Linked DNA regions of Homo sapiens: region 1 is linked to region 2. A link is a loop called in an ENCODE intact Hi-C map of the cell type or tissue named here. Cell type or tissue: tibial artery. All regions are shown on one strand. Links, peaks and the distances in the headings refer to the core of each region. The heading gives the core; the rest is flanking DNA. Region 1 overlaps ERFL (ETS repressor factor like). Region 2 overlaps PRR19 (proline rich 19).

Evidence for each region. Peaks named below come from ENCODE experiments on the same cell type or tissue, not always from the same donor. Only the 100,000 strongest peaks of a DNase experiment are listed, where the experiment ranks them.
Region 1: a loop joins it to region 2, with 19 times the contacts of the local background. A loop is called at or near these places in 1 of 110 quality-filtered maps.

The regions. Positions count from the first base shown.
Region 1 is chr19:41,909,569-41,916,288 of GRCh38, forward strand. It overlaps ERFL (ETS repressor factor like), which reads right to left. Exons shown (of 6, transcript NM_001365103.2): 2 at 3,285-3,364; 3 at 295-529. The coding sequence starts at 3,351. It also overlaps a transcript of ARHGEF1 not described here. Among named protein-coding and RNA genes, the nearest start is that of ERFL, 16 kb to the right of the region's middle. In tibial artery, for the core only: no CTCF peak of the experiment used is centred there; no DNase peak of the experiment used is centred there; H3K27me3 peaks cover 3,331 bases.
Region 2 is chr19:42,305,960-42,312,679 of GRCh38, forward strand. It overlaps PRR19 (proline rich 19), which reads left to right. Exons shown (of 3, transcript NM_199285.3): 2 at 3,620-4,226; 3 at 4,312-4,855. The coding sequence starts at 3,626. The coding sequence ends at 4,781. Among named protein-coding and RNA genes, the nearest start is that of TMEM145, 4.0 kb to the right of the region's middle. In tibial artery, for the core only: no CTCF peak of the experiment used is centred there; no DNase peak of the experiment used is centred there; H3K27me3 peaks cover 3,561 bases.

The DNA of each region.
Region 1 (6,720 bases), core at 1,543-5,542, 400 kb before region 2:
GAGCACTAGAACTTGGGGAAACTGAGGCTCACAGAAGTCCCTTAATAGGGATCACAGGGCAAGGAAGGGATGAGGCAGGAGCGGGGACCCTGCCCTGCAAGACTCCAAAGCCCAGGTTTAGGGGTCCCTCCTCCTCGCCTCCCTTCCACTCACAAGTAGCGATGGTGGCTACTCACGCACAGCCCTGTGCCTTGTGGGATCCAGCAGGAACCTGCCCCAGGATGCAGAGGGGGCACCAGAGGGACAGTTGGGGGAAAAGGACAAGGTGGGATCCAGCCCCAAGCCCTTCCTCACCGCAGGGCCCGGCTCAGCTTGTCGTAATTCATGTGGGGCTTGCATTTGCGAATACCCCACAGCCGGGCCACCTCATCGGGGTCTTTGATGACGAATTCCCCGTAGTCCCCCTGCCAGGCTATGACGCCCTGGTACTCCTCCTTCTGCAGCAGCTCCAGGATAAAGTGCCACAGCTGGATCTGCCTCGAGCCAGGGGATGACTCTGGCTTGTAGGCCCAATCCGGGAAGGCAAACCCTGGGGACGGGAGGCAGGGAGTGGCCTGGGGTCAGGATGCCAAGTCCAGGGCTCTGGGTCCTGCTGGACTCAGTAACCTGGGAGGCATGTAGTTCTCCTCCAGTCTCAGGCATCTTTAGGGACCTGGTTTCCACACTCCAAACCTCCTCCCTTTGTGTCTGGTCCCCAAATTACCCAAATAAGGGCAAGAACCCAGTCATCCAGGGACCCTGGGTTGGTACCAGTCTGATCCCCTACCTTGGCATAGCTCCCCCAGGCTCAGCATCCAGAGGTGGAGTTGGGAGGGACTGGCTTCCTGCACCCATGACAGTGAGGAGGAATGGGGAGGGGCACCCGCCTCCAACAGCGTTAGTCCTCTCACTGCCCCCAGCCAGCCCTAGGAGGTCTCTAGTCTCTTGTACCCTGCGGTGCCCTCAGCTCTTACTGTCTCTGTTCCCCATTCCCTGTCCCCTGCTCCACCTTTCGACATTCCCCAGAGCCCCCCACTGACCCATCCTGGCATATCCAGGCTGCAGCTCTGTGCATGTCTGTACCTGCCTGTGTATTTGTACCTTTCCCGTCCCTGTGTCCCCTCCACCCCATATCCATGCCCATGTCCGTCCAAGAGCAGTCCAGAACGATGTGTGTGTGTGCGTGGACACACACATGCCCACGGAAGACATGTCACACAGACATCAGTTCACTTGCCTGAGACACACAGCCACACTGGGACACAGGCACACCGGAGTGCCACACTCATGCTGGGGGCCACCAAGGCTGACATGGCAGACACAGGCTGCGCAAGACTCAAGGTCACGTCATCTCAACAACCCCACAGTGCACACCCATCACAACACAGAATTACACATCTCAAGACTGGGACTTACTAACAACACAAATGCCTGACAAGACACACACAGGACCCCAAATGCCCAAAGAACACACTGTACGATGGAGACGGTGAACACAGCACCAAGATATCCATGTCCCCAGACACACAGGGTGACAGCATGTCAGTAGAGCAACTTCCCAAACCTGCACACAGAGGCACCCACATGTCAGCACTGACACCCCCGGCTCACTCAGCATCACGTCTCACATGCAGAGGGGAGTACTCCACTGTCCACATACCCCCAGGAGCTGGGCACCCCGAAATCTCATCTCCCATGCAGAAGGCCCCAAGCCCTGGGTCCAACTTCTGTGTTCACTCTTATGCCACATCCTCTGTCCCCTTCCCCCTCCTCAGAGACCCCAGACCCAGGCATGAAAATAGAAGGCAGAGTGAGTCCATAAAAAGCTGGCAGCAGTGCAGGAGAGAGGAGACTGCTGTGCGCCAGGGCAGGGGAGACCAGCATCGCCGTGTCCACTTGCTGTGTGATTACGGGCAGGTCCTTACCCTCTCTGGTTTAGAACTGCACAGGTGGAAGGCAAGGGGGCGCAGGGTCCCACCCAGGCTGCCTGGTGTAGAAAAGTGGGTGCTTGTGCCTCCCGGCCTGAAGGCCGGGGAGCTCCAGGCAGTCTCCTTGAGGGAGAATTTTTATCTCCATTCATTTTTGGGTCTTTCTCACCTCCCATGACAGGGCTGGATCCAGACTCCAGCTCTGACCCATTCCACACCCAGAACACATCCTACTGGGGAGGCAACTGTATCACAGACACACCCACAGGACCCCAAGGTGACAAGAGGACACCCAACCCGATACTCCATCTGTCCTCAAATGCACACCCTCAAATATGTTGTACCTATGAGGCACAGGCACAGCTAGAGAGAGGACCCCCAAACTCAGTAGGCAGACACACACATGTGACAGACAAACCCCCAGAATTCACTCATGTGCACATGGACCCTACGCTGAAAACCAGACACAGCCCCCAACACAGAGGCCCAGGGATGCATCCCCCCCACAGCCCCAAATGCACCAAGACAGCCATGCGGAACGCCACACAACCCGAGACAGACCGCAAGAAACAGGCAAAGGCTCCTCACCCCACTCAGGCAGAGGCACAGTCGGAGAGCTGGCAGACGCCCCCATCCCAAAATGCGGACACGCCCAGCCCAGAGACACTCAAGTAGCCTCAGATGTGCACGTACAAGCAAATACACAAGCTCACACAAAGACAGGCTGTGCAGACACATTCTCCCAGTGTGACCCCTTCTAGAAACACTGAAGTGTGACACAGGGACACACTGAAATGAGACCCCAAATAACCAAGGACAGAGTCTCTGTCTGTCTCTCACACACACACACACCCCTCCCGCTGCACATCAGCATGGTGTCTGACCAGCTTCACCGTCCACCAACCCCGGTTGCAAGCTGTCCTCTTTCCTGGGTCTCGGTCTGGCCGGGTCGTGCCTGCACGTACCCCTGACTGGGCAGTGCCGTCTGTCTACCTGTCCATCCGTGCCTGGCCTAGTGCCCCCTCCAGCCCAGTCCCTGCTCTCTTTTCCCCGCAGGTCCTGCGTGGGAGCAGGCTGAGACGTGCGTGGCAGGGATGCCCGGGCCTCGGGCCCCTCCGTCCTCACCCCTCACTCACTTCCGTACCCTCCCAGAAGACCCACCTATCCCCCCAGCACGCAGGGGGCAGGGGAATCTGGCTGCGAAGTTTTTAGCCAAGTTTCTCAGAAGGGGTTTGATTTGGGGGACTGACCAAGACTGAGAGAGAAGGACCCACGGACTAGAGTGAGACACGTGGAGACACGGAGAGAAGGGGGATGCGGCTCACTGGGGAAGCCTGAGGGGTGGGGGAAGGGGTGGGGGAGGTCCGGGCCAGTTACCGGGGGTCCAGAGAGCCGGCAGGGCGGGCGGGGCGAAGAGAAGGTCGGAGACGCAGCTACAGTCCATGGCGGAGCCGGCCCTGCAGAGGCCGGGAGGGACACACGGGGACGGGGTGGGCAGGAGAGACAGACACAGGTCAGCCAGCGGGGCGCTGCCCGGGGCCTTCCCCTCTCCCAGGTCCCCACCCCAGCCTGACACCCTCTCCCCGCAATCCCTCCTGCCCACTCCCTCCCGCAGGCACCGCTCTGTCCCCAGCCGTTCCCGGCCCCGAGACCCCGTTCCTTCCCTCCCAGCCTCTCCTCCCGCAGCCTCCTCCTCACTCGGTGCCTCCATCACTAACTACGCCGCTCCCAGCCTCCCTCCCCGCTCCCCGCCACTCGCTCACGCTCTCACACTCGCTGGCTCTCACGCCCGCCCGCCCGCCCGCCGCTCGCGCCCCGCACCGTCTCTGCTGCCGTCTCCCGTCCCCGCTCTCCCGCCTGACCTCCCGGGTCGGTCGGTCCCTGCGTCTCTGGGTCTCCCTCTGTCTCTCTCTCTGGCTGCCCCAGATTTATCTTGTTCTATAACTTGCCCCCACACCCGCCCCACCCGGACGACCCCCAGGCGGGCTCTTCCAGCCCAGGCGCAGCCCTGACCCGCAGCCGCCCAGGACGGGCTGCAGGGGGGCAGGCCCAGCACCCCCTCCTCCAGTCCTCTACCCCACAGGGCAGCCCCCAGCGCCCTGCAGGAGGCCTCCACAGACCCTAGACCTGCTGCTCACCCTGAAGACCCCTGTCACTTGGATCTGCCTCCCTCCTCAGACACCCCTTCCCCTCACATCTGCCTCCCCTGTCAGACCCCCTCCCTCAGACACTCCCTCTCCCTAGATATCTTACGCCCCTAAGATACTCCATCCCCTCCTCACTCCAGTCTCCCCGCACCTTTCCCCCTCTTATGGCGCCTCCCCTCCACACACACACCCTTGCAATCCACTCCCTCTCACACCCCTCCGCAGACACACGCTGCCCTCGCGCTCCCGAGACCCCTCCCCTCAGGCACTTCAGCCCCTCACTGCCACCCTCACACCCCACCTCTGGAGCACCTTCTTCCTGGAGACCCCCCAGACGCTCTCAAAAACCCACTCCTCTTAGACACCCTGATACTCCCCACTGCTCCCATGCGCCCCCCAGCCAGAAACCCCTCAGACCCTGGCAGCCCACACTGTGTTCCCCCGTGAGCCCCGCCTACCCCTGGACACTGGACAAAACTTTTCAGACACCCCATGTCCCCTCAGACTCGCCCGGTCTCCCCACAGAGGCCCCAACCTCAGATGCCCCCACCTCCCATCTGCCTCCTGGAGCCTCCCCTGTCCCAGGCCCCCTCTGTTCCCACACCTGTCTCCCCGTCTTTCTCCATCTGCCCCGTCTCGGTATCTCTCCCTCTCCATCTCTGTCTCTCCGGTCACTTGGTCTCTTCTCCCTTCCGTCTCCCCCCACCATCTCCCTTCCATTTCTGTCTCTCTCCTCCACCAAGGGGGTCTCTCTCCCCACCTCACTGCCCTCTCCCTCTCGTCTCCATCTCCTCCTCCACCCCTCAGTCTCTTCCCTGTTTCTCCATCTCTCACCCCTGCTTCTTCTCCATCTGTCTCTCCATCTTCCCAGTGTGTCCATCTCTGTCTCCCTATGACTTTCTCCCCATCTCTGCTATCCGTCTTTCCCTCCCCTTCCACCATCTCTGTCTCCGTCTCTCCCTCCCTTTCCACCATCTCTGTCTCTCCCTCCCCTTCCACCATCTCTGTCTCTGTCTCTCCCTCCCTTTCCACCATCTCTGTCTCTCCCTCCCCTTCCACCATCTCTGTCTCTCCCTCCCCTTCCACCATCTCTGTCTCTCCCTCCCCTTCCACCATCTCTGTCTCTCCCTCCCCTTCCACCGTCTCTGTCTCTCCCTCCCCTTCCACCGTCTCTGTCTCTCCCTCCCCCTCCACCGTGTCTCCCCCCCTTTCCACCGTCTCTGTCTCTCCCCCCCTCCACCATCTCTGTCTCTCCCTCCCCTCCATCATCTCTGTCTCTGTCTCTCCCTCCCCCTCCACCATCTCCGTCTCTGTCTCTCCCTCCTCTTCCACTATCTCTGTCTCTCCCTCCCTCCCCCTCCAGCATCTCTGTCTCTCCTGTCTCTGCCCCCACCGTGTCCCTGTCCCGCGTCTCTCCAGCAGCCCCGCTCCCCCACACCTCTCCCCCACCCATCGCTCTCCCACCTCCCGCTCTCTTTGCCTCTCAGGGTCCCCCTCCTTCCTCCCCCCGCCCCCACCCCCTATTGGCCCCTCTCATTTCCGTGTTGGTTTTGATTTCTCTTCCCGACGCTTTCAACTCCCCGCCGCCTCCTCCGGACACGTTATAACGAGGAGCCGTGGGATCGGCGCTCCGGGCCCTGCTCCCACGCTCCCCCCGCCGTGTCTCACACGCGTCTCTGCCATCTCGCAGTCTCTGTGCCCAGCCTTCGTCCTGTGTCAGGCCCCACAGGGACCTGGACCCCTCGCCCTTGCCCATCGCCTCTGCCGCCCTGTCCCCGTCCGTCTGTCCGTCCCTCCCATCTCTGGGTCTCCATGCCTCCCTGTCTCTTGGTTCCCACGTCGTCTCCACTTCTGTGTCCCCACGTCTCTGTGTCCCCATGTCTCTGGGTCTCCACATGGCTCTGTTTTAATGTCTAGGGTCTCCACACCCCTGTCTCCGTCTCCACATCTCCATATCTCCTCCTCCTCAAGTCCCTGTCCTGTCCCCATGTCCCCCATCTCTGTCTCATCTGTCTCTGTCTCCATGCCCCATCTCCCTGTCTCTGTGTCTCTGTCTCCATGTCTCCATCTCCATGTCTCTATGTCTCTGTCTCTGTTTCTGTCCCGGTGTCCGTCTCTTGGGGTCCCTTTGATCTCACCCTGCCCCTGGCGCCCCCCTGGCCCCATTGATCGCTGATCGACTGATGGAGGGAGCGCGGCCTGCGGGGCCTGGGGCTGCAGGGCCAAACAGGGCCTGGCAGGACGGCCGGACAGATGGACAAACGGCCCCAGCCCCAGTGGCTGTGGATGGGGAGCAGCCACAATCCCCCACCCCCCTCCCCCCCGCCGGCCGGCGTGGTGCGGATGGGTACTCCAGGCAAGCTTTAATTTTTAATTTTATTTTGCTTCCTCCACCCCCCCTTCGCCCCCCATCTCTACCGCCCGCAGCCATGGCACCGAATGTGTGTGCGCATGTGAGCGAAGCGGTGTGCAGAGGCGCTGGGCAGGCGAGGGCCCTCCTCCCTTCTCTCCCTGCCAAGCACAACCACACAGACCCACACACCAACCCAGGCACGCACACCACCACGTCCCACACAGCACACATCGCACAGATGCACACACCAGCACAGCCACACACACACCATCACATACCACACACTGCATGAGCCCACATGTCAACAAAGTCA
Region 2 (6,720 bases), core at 2,640-6,639:
TTCCCAGGTTCAAGCAATTCTCCTGCCCCAGCCTGCTGAGTCGCTGAATATACAGTCGTGAGCCAATGCATGTGGCCTAATTTTTGTTCTTTTACAGGGTCTTGCCGTCTCCCTCAGGCGGGCGTGATCATGGCTCACTGCTGCCTCCACCTCCTAGGCTTAAGTGATCCTCCTGCATCAGCCTCCCAAGTAGCTGGGCCCACAGGCAAGAGCCACTGCGCCCAGCTTATTTATTTATTTAGAGACGGAGTCTCGCTCTGTCGCCCAGGCTGAAATGCATCTCGGCTCACTGCAAGCTCCGCCTCCCGGGTTCACGCCATTCTCCTGCCTCAGCCTCCCGAGTAGTTAGGACTACAGGCGCCCGCCACCACGCCCGGCTAATTTTTTGTATTTTTAGTAGAGACGGGGTTTCACCGTGTTAGCCAGGATGGTCTTGATCTCCTGACCTCGTGATCCGCCCACCTCGGCCTCCCAAAGTGCTGGGATTACAGGCGTGAGCCACCACGCCCAAAGCTAATTTATTTTTTGTAGTCAGGGTCTCCCTATGTTGTCCAGGGTGGTCTTGAACTCTTGGGCTCAAGCCAGCCTCCTGCCTCTGCCTCCCAAAGTGCTGGGATTACAGACGTGAGCCACCACGCCCGGCCAACTGTATAAGTTTTCTAGGGATTATGTCTGTGGCTGCTTGGGGGACAGCTGTGCATGGGGGCTACCATGACCCTTCTTCCCTTTGGCACGCCTGGTCTCAACTAGCCCTCGAAAGACCGCTGATAGCTATCTGAACCAATCAGCATTCAGGAAGGGGGCGGACCTAGTGAACCTCACAGCCAATTGAGGGCTGGGAGGTGCTGAGACCAAGAAAGGGAGATTTCTGAAATTGAGGCTGGGAGGGGAGGGGCTATAACCGGCGCTTCCCTGGCACGCGCCGCTAGGTTTCCGTCCTCTCAGAGCCACGAAGCCAAAGGGCATGGAAAGGGCACGCGCATGCGTGTGGGGGAGCCCGAGGCCCGGAACAGCGCCAGGTGACTTCGAGAGCTGGGGTCACCGCGGAAAAGAAGCCATTGCGCCCCACAGCTACGTGAAGTGGGAAGGGCCGGGGTTCGTTGGGGCGAGAGAGGTGCCCTTCCCACACCCTGCTCCTGCCAACCGTACCCCACTCCCTTCACTCTGCCCACCCTGCCCTACCGCGGCTGGCCACCATGCTTCCTCTCCTACCCTAGGCCCTTCCTTTGTGATCAGGCCCTGTCCCTGATCGCGCCTCTGTCTCCCTTCCTGTTCTCTTGAGGTTTTCTCAGGCTTTCCAGACTTCTCTTGCTGCTCTCCCTCTCCTGCTTCTCTTTCTCTACTATCTCTTTCCACTTTCTGCATTCCCCTGTACCTCGTCTACCCCTGGATTTCTCCGTCCAGAATCACTTTCTGGTCCCCCAAATCCCTCCAATCTCATGACCCCTTCACCACCCTCCATCTTTTGTTGTTGTTGTTGTTGTTGTTGTTGTTGAGACAGAGTCTCGTTGTGTCCCCCAGGCTGGAGTGCAGTGGCGCGATCTCGGCTCACTGCAACCTCCGCCTCCCGATTTCAAGCGATTCTCCTGCCTCAGCCTCTTTGAGTAGGTGAGATTACAGTCATTCACCACCACGCCGGCTAATTTTTGTATTTTTAGTAGAGGCGAGGTTTCACATGTTGCCCAGGCTGGTCTCGAACTCCTGACCTCAAATGATCTACCCACCTCGGCCTCCCAAAGTGCTGGGACTACAGGCGTGAGCCACTGCGCCTGGCCCCCACCCTCCATCTTTTTTTTTTTTTTTTTTTTTTTTTTTTGAGATGGAGTCTCGCTCGGTCATCCAGGCTGGAGTGCAGTGGCGCGATCTCGGCCCACTGCAAGCTCCGCCTCCTGGGTTCACGCCATTCTCCTGCCTCAGCCTCCCGAGTAGCTGGGACTACAGGCGCCCGCCACCGCGCCCGGCTAATTTTTGGTATTTTTAGTAGAGATGGGGTTTCACCGTGTTAGCCAGGATGGTCTCCATCTCCTGACCTGGTGATCCGCCCGCCTCGGCCTCCCAAAGTGCTGGGATTACAGGTGTGAGTCACCGCGCCCGGCTCACCCTCCATCTTTTAACTGTTTCCCCATGTCCCTGTTCCTAATAGCCTCTCTCTGTTTCCTGGCTTATCTTCCCATTAGCTGTGACTCCTTCGACTTCATCTTACCCCTGTGATTCCTTATCTGACCAAACCTTTTCCAATCTCTCTCTGCTCACTTATTTTCTCTCATCTTCTCTCTCTCTTTTAAGAGACAAGGTCTCACTCTCTTGCCCAGGCTGGGGCACAGTGATGCAATCATAGCTCAGAGTAACCTCCAACTCCTGGGCTCAAGTGATCCTCCTACCTCAGCTTCCCTAGCAGCTGGGACTACAGGTGTGGGCCACCGAATCCAGCTTTTTTTTTTTTTTTTTTTTTTTTTTGAGATAGAGTCTCACTCTGTCACTCAGGTTGAAGCGCAGTGGCGCAATCTCGGCTTACTGCAACCTCCGTCTCCTGGGTTCAAGCGATTCTCCTGCCTCAGCCTCCAGAGTAGCTGGGATTACAGGCGCGCACCATCACATACAGCTAATTTTTGTATTTTTAGTAGAGACAGGATTTCGGCATGTTGGCCAGGCTGGTCTCGAACTCCTGGCCTCAAGTGATCTGCTCGCCTTGGCCTCCCAAAGTGCTGGGATTACAGGCATGAGTCACCACACCTGGCATCATCCAGCTAATTTTTATTTTTATTTTTTGTAGAGATGAGGGTCTCACTTTGCTGCTCAGGTTGGTCTTGAATTCCTAGCCTCAAGCGATACTCCCGCCTCAGCCTCCCAAAGTGCTAGGATTACAGATTTGAGCCACCATGCCTGGCCTCATCTGGTCATTCTAAATAGTATTCCCACCACACCCCAAAACATCTCCCTATTCACTTGTTTTGTTTTGTTTTGTTTTTGAGATGGAGTCTCACTCTATTGCCCAGACTGAAGTGCAGTGGCACAATCGTGACTCACTGCAACTTCTGCCTTCTGGGTTCAAGCAATTCTCCTGCCTCAGCCTCCTGAGTAGCTGGGATTACAGGCGTGCACCACCATGCCCAGCTAATTTTTTTTTTTTTTGAGATGGAGTCTTGCTCTGTTGCCCAGGCTGGAGTGCAATGGCATGATCTCAGCTCACCGCAACCTCCACCTCCTGGGTTCAAGTGATTCTCCTGCCTCAGCCTCTTGAGTAGCTGGAATTACAGGTGCATGCCACCACGTCTGGCTAATTTTTGTATTTTTAGTAGAGATGGGGTTTCACTATGTTGGCCAGGCTGGTCTCGAACTCCTGACCTCAGGTAATCTGCCTGCCTTGGCCTCCCAAAGTACTAGGATTATAGGTATGGGCCACTGCGGCTGGCCAATTTTTGTATTTTCAGTAAAGACAGCATTTTGCCATGTTGGCTAGGCTGGTCTAAAGTGACCTGGCCTAAGTGATCGGCCTGCCTTGGCCTACCCCAGTGTTGGTATTACAGGCATAAGCCACCGCGCCCAGCCCTCCCTATTCACTTTGCTACTCCCCTTGACTTATCTGCATGCTGATGGCCACCCTATCTTTATATTCCAGGACACCATGGATACCCAGGGACCAGTCTCCCAGCCTTTTCAGCAGCCTGAGAAACCTGGTCGTGTCCGTCGTCGGAAGACTAGGCGGGAACGTAACAAGGCCCTGGTGGGCAGCCGCCGGCCATTAGCCCACCACGATCCTCCTGTGGCCATTCGGGATCCACCTGTGGTCCCTACTGCCTCCAAGCTCGTGGTCATAACCCAGGGCCGGCTGAGCCGGGAGCACCGGGGTCTCTTCAACCACGAGGTGAAATCCCTAGATGTTGCAAGGCTGCTTAGCAGTGGGACCCTGGTGCCAGGCAGCCCCACACTCCCCGCCAAGCCCTCCCCAAGCCCAGGCAGGGCCCAGGAACCAGCCCCACGGTCCAGGGACAAAGAGAACCAGGTGCCTGGAGGTTCGGGCCCAGGCCCACCCAGTTCCCCAGAGTTGTCTGGCGTGGGGCAGCTGCTGGCAGAGCTGCAGTGTCAGCTGAGTTTGCCACAGGCCTTCCCCCGGAGGAACCTGATTCAGGATGCCAGGGATGCCATCGTGCACACCTTGCAGGCCTGTCATGGTTGTGTGCCTGACCTTGCCCTGGTGCTTCGGGGCTGCCAGCCACCCTTGCCAGGTGAGCGTCCCTCCTGCCCCTGTACTCCCCTTTCCTTTGTCGGCTCTAGCTCAGCTAGCCTCTATGCTTCTTTCCTCTGTGCCAGGGGCCAAGCCTGGGGTCTCTGAGAGAAAGATGACACCCTTCTGGATTAATAGCCCTGATCAAGTCCCAGAGCAGGAGAGGCAAAGGAAGCAACAAGGGACAAAGGAGTTCACCTTCCCCATGCCCTACACCTCCAGCATGCCCACTGCGCACAGGGGGAGTCTGGCACCGCCAAGAGGTCCCTGGCCACCATACTTTCCCTCACTGTCTTCGCCATCTGGAACAGCCTGGGGTCCCCCAACAGCGTTTGACTTGTTAAAAAGCATCTGGCTGGTAGCCACGCCACCCCCTCCTCGGCCCTGGGGGGTTGGCCTCCCTCAGCCCCTGCCTCAGCCTTCATCACCCCTGTTGCCCCGAACCTCTGTCCTGGACTGGAGCCCCAGCCCCCCTTCCCCACTGCCCAGCCTCTCCTGGGTAGTAGCCCAGAGCAGTCCGGAAGCCTGGTCTTTTCCACCCATGAGACTGTACTGAGGAGAGGCTGAGGCTAGGGCTGGGGACAGATATCTTGTACTCCCAGTGACCTCAATAAAGTACTTTTCATGGTCCTCTTGATTTTCAGTGAGTTGCTGACTCAGAAGAGCAGCTTTTCTTAGCTCTGAGTTCTAGGTCCAAGATGGAGGGGAAGGTACTGTTGCTTGTTACCTTCATAGGGCCTGAGGAGCCAGCATGGTGGGGAAAATTGGGACTTCAATTAGTCCAACACATATGCCCACTGTGGCTAACTGTGTACCTGACCCTGAGCTCTGGTGATGCTGGGGCTCCAGAGTGAGTGAGACAAAGGCCTTGTCCTCATGAGGCTCCCAGTTTGGTGGTCGGCACACACAACCCCAGCTCCAGTGATTGTGTCTAGGAGAGCAAGAGAGGTGCAGGGGCTGGGGCAGTCCAAGGAGGGAGTGATGGCTGCCCTAGTGAGGAGGGAATTCTTCGTAGAAGAGCTGTGTTTTTCTTTCTTTCTTTCTCTCTTTCTTTCTTTCTTTTCTTTCTTTCTTTTTCCTTCCTTCCTTCCTTCCTTCCTTCCTTTCTTTCCTTCTTTCTTTCTTTCTTTCTTTTTTGGAGACAGAGTCTTGTTTTCTTGCCCAGGCTAGAGTGCAATGGCACAATCTTGGCTCACTGCAACCTCCGCCACCCAGGTTCAAGCGATTCTCCTGCCTCAGCCTCCCGAGGAGCTGAGATTACAGGTGTGCGCCACCATACATGGCTAATTTTTGTATTTTAAGCAGAGATGGGGTTTCGCCATGTTGGCCAGGCTGGTCTCGAACTCCTGGTCTCAAGTGATCCTCCTACCTTGGCCTCCCAAAGAGCTGCAATTACAGGCATGAGCCACCGTGCCCTGCGAACCCTCTATTTTTCAAGGGTGGTGGAAACTTGGTACTTGAGGAAAAGAACATTTCAGGCAAGGGGAACAGCATATGCAAGTCCTGGAGGAGGCTGCATAGCAGATACAGGGCCATTTTCACTCAGCAAATCCCTAGGCCATGCTGGGACCTAGAGTAAGCCACATCTGGGCCTGCCCTTGAGCGCCTCCTGGTCTGTGAACACAGGGAACAGTGTATGTGCAGGCTCAGGGCAGGAGTGACAGATCAGGGCTGAATCTGGCCCACAGGCTTTTTTTAGTTTCACCCACGATATGTTTTAAATGTTGGAATCAATTGCCTACTGTTACAAACCAGGCAGTTTGCTTTTTTTTTTTAAATTGCATTTCTGGCTTCTTTCAGAAGGAAAGAAAAAATAAAAAAGGATCTGGCAGCAGCACTACAATCCTTCCTGGCAACAACTGGCCAAGTAGCAGAGGCCCCCTCTTTGTGGGATCCATGCTCTCCATTAAAAATGTTTCACTTATATTTCCAGCTTGGCCCCTTGGCTTAGAAAATTTGTAAAAAATGGTATTTTGAGCAGCCCCCGTTTTCTGCAGTGGAGAAGGATGAAGCTAGAAATGTTTGTTGGAGTCTGATCAGGAAAATCAAGGTGAAGGGCATGGCTTCTACTCTGGAAAAGCCTTTCTAGGGCTTGCTGTTGTCCACTGGGAAACCATAGGGTTGATATCTGCATAGAGGGGACTGGGCTAGGAGATCATAGGGCTGAATGACTTGGCCCAGGTCTTATGGTGGACAAGTGAAAAAGTAGGGGTCAGGCTGGGATTTGAATGAACCCAAGCAAGTTATTTTAACTTGGATCTGAAACATGCTTTTGGCTATCTCACACTACCACCTCTGTCTCTCACAGCAACCCAGCTTCACAGCATGGTAAGCAGTGACAGGTCATGGTCAGGCAGAGGGGTACGGTGGTTATACTGAAGCCTCCACCACCACCATGTGGTGTAACAAGTGGCTTCCCCTCTCTGTGCCTCCATGGGCACTTTGCAGGGTGCATCAGATCTAGAACGCTGGCAACTCCAGGATGGACACAGCTG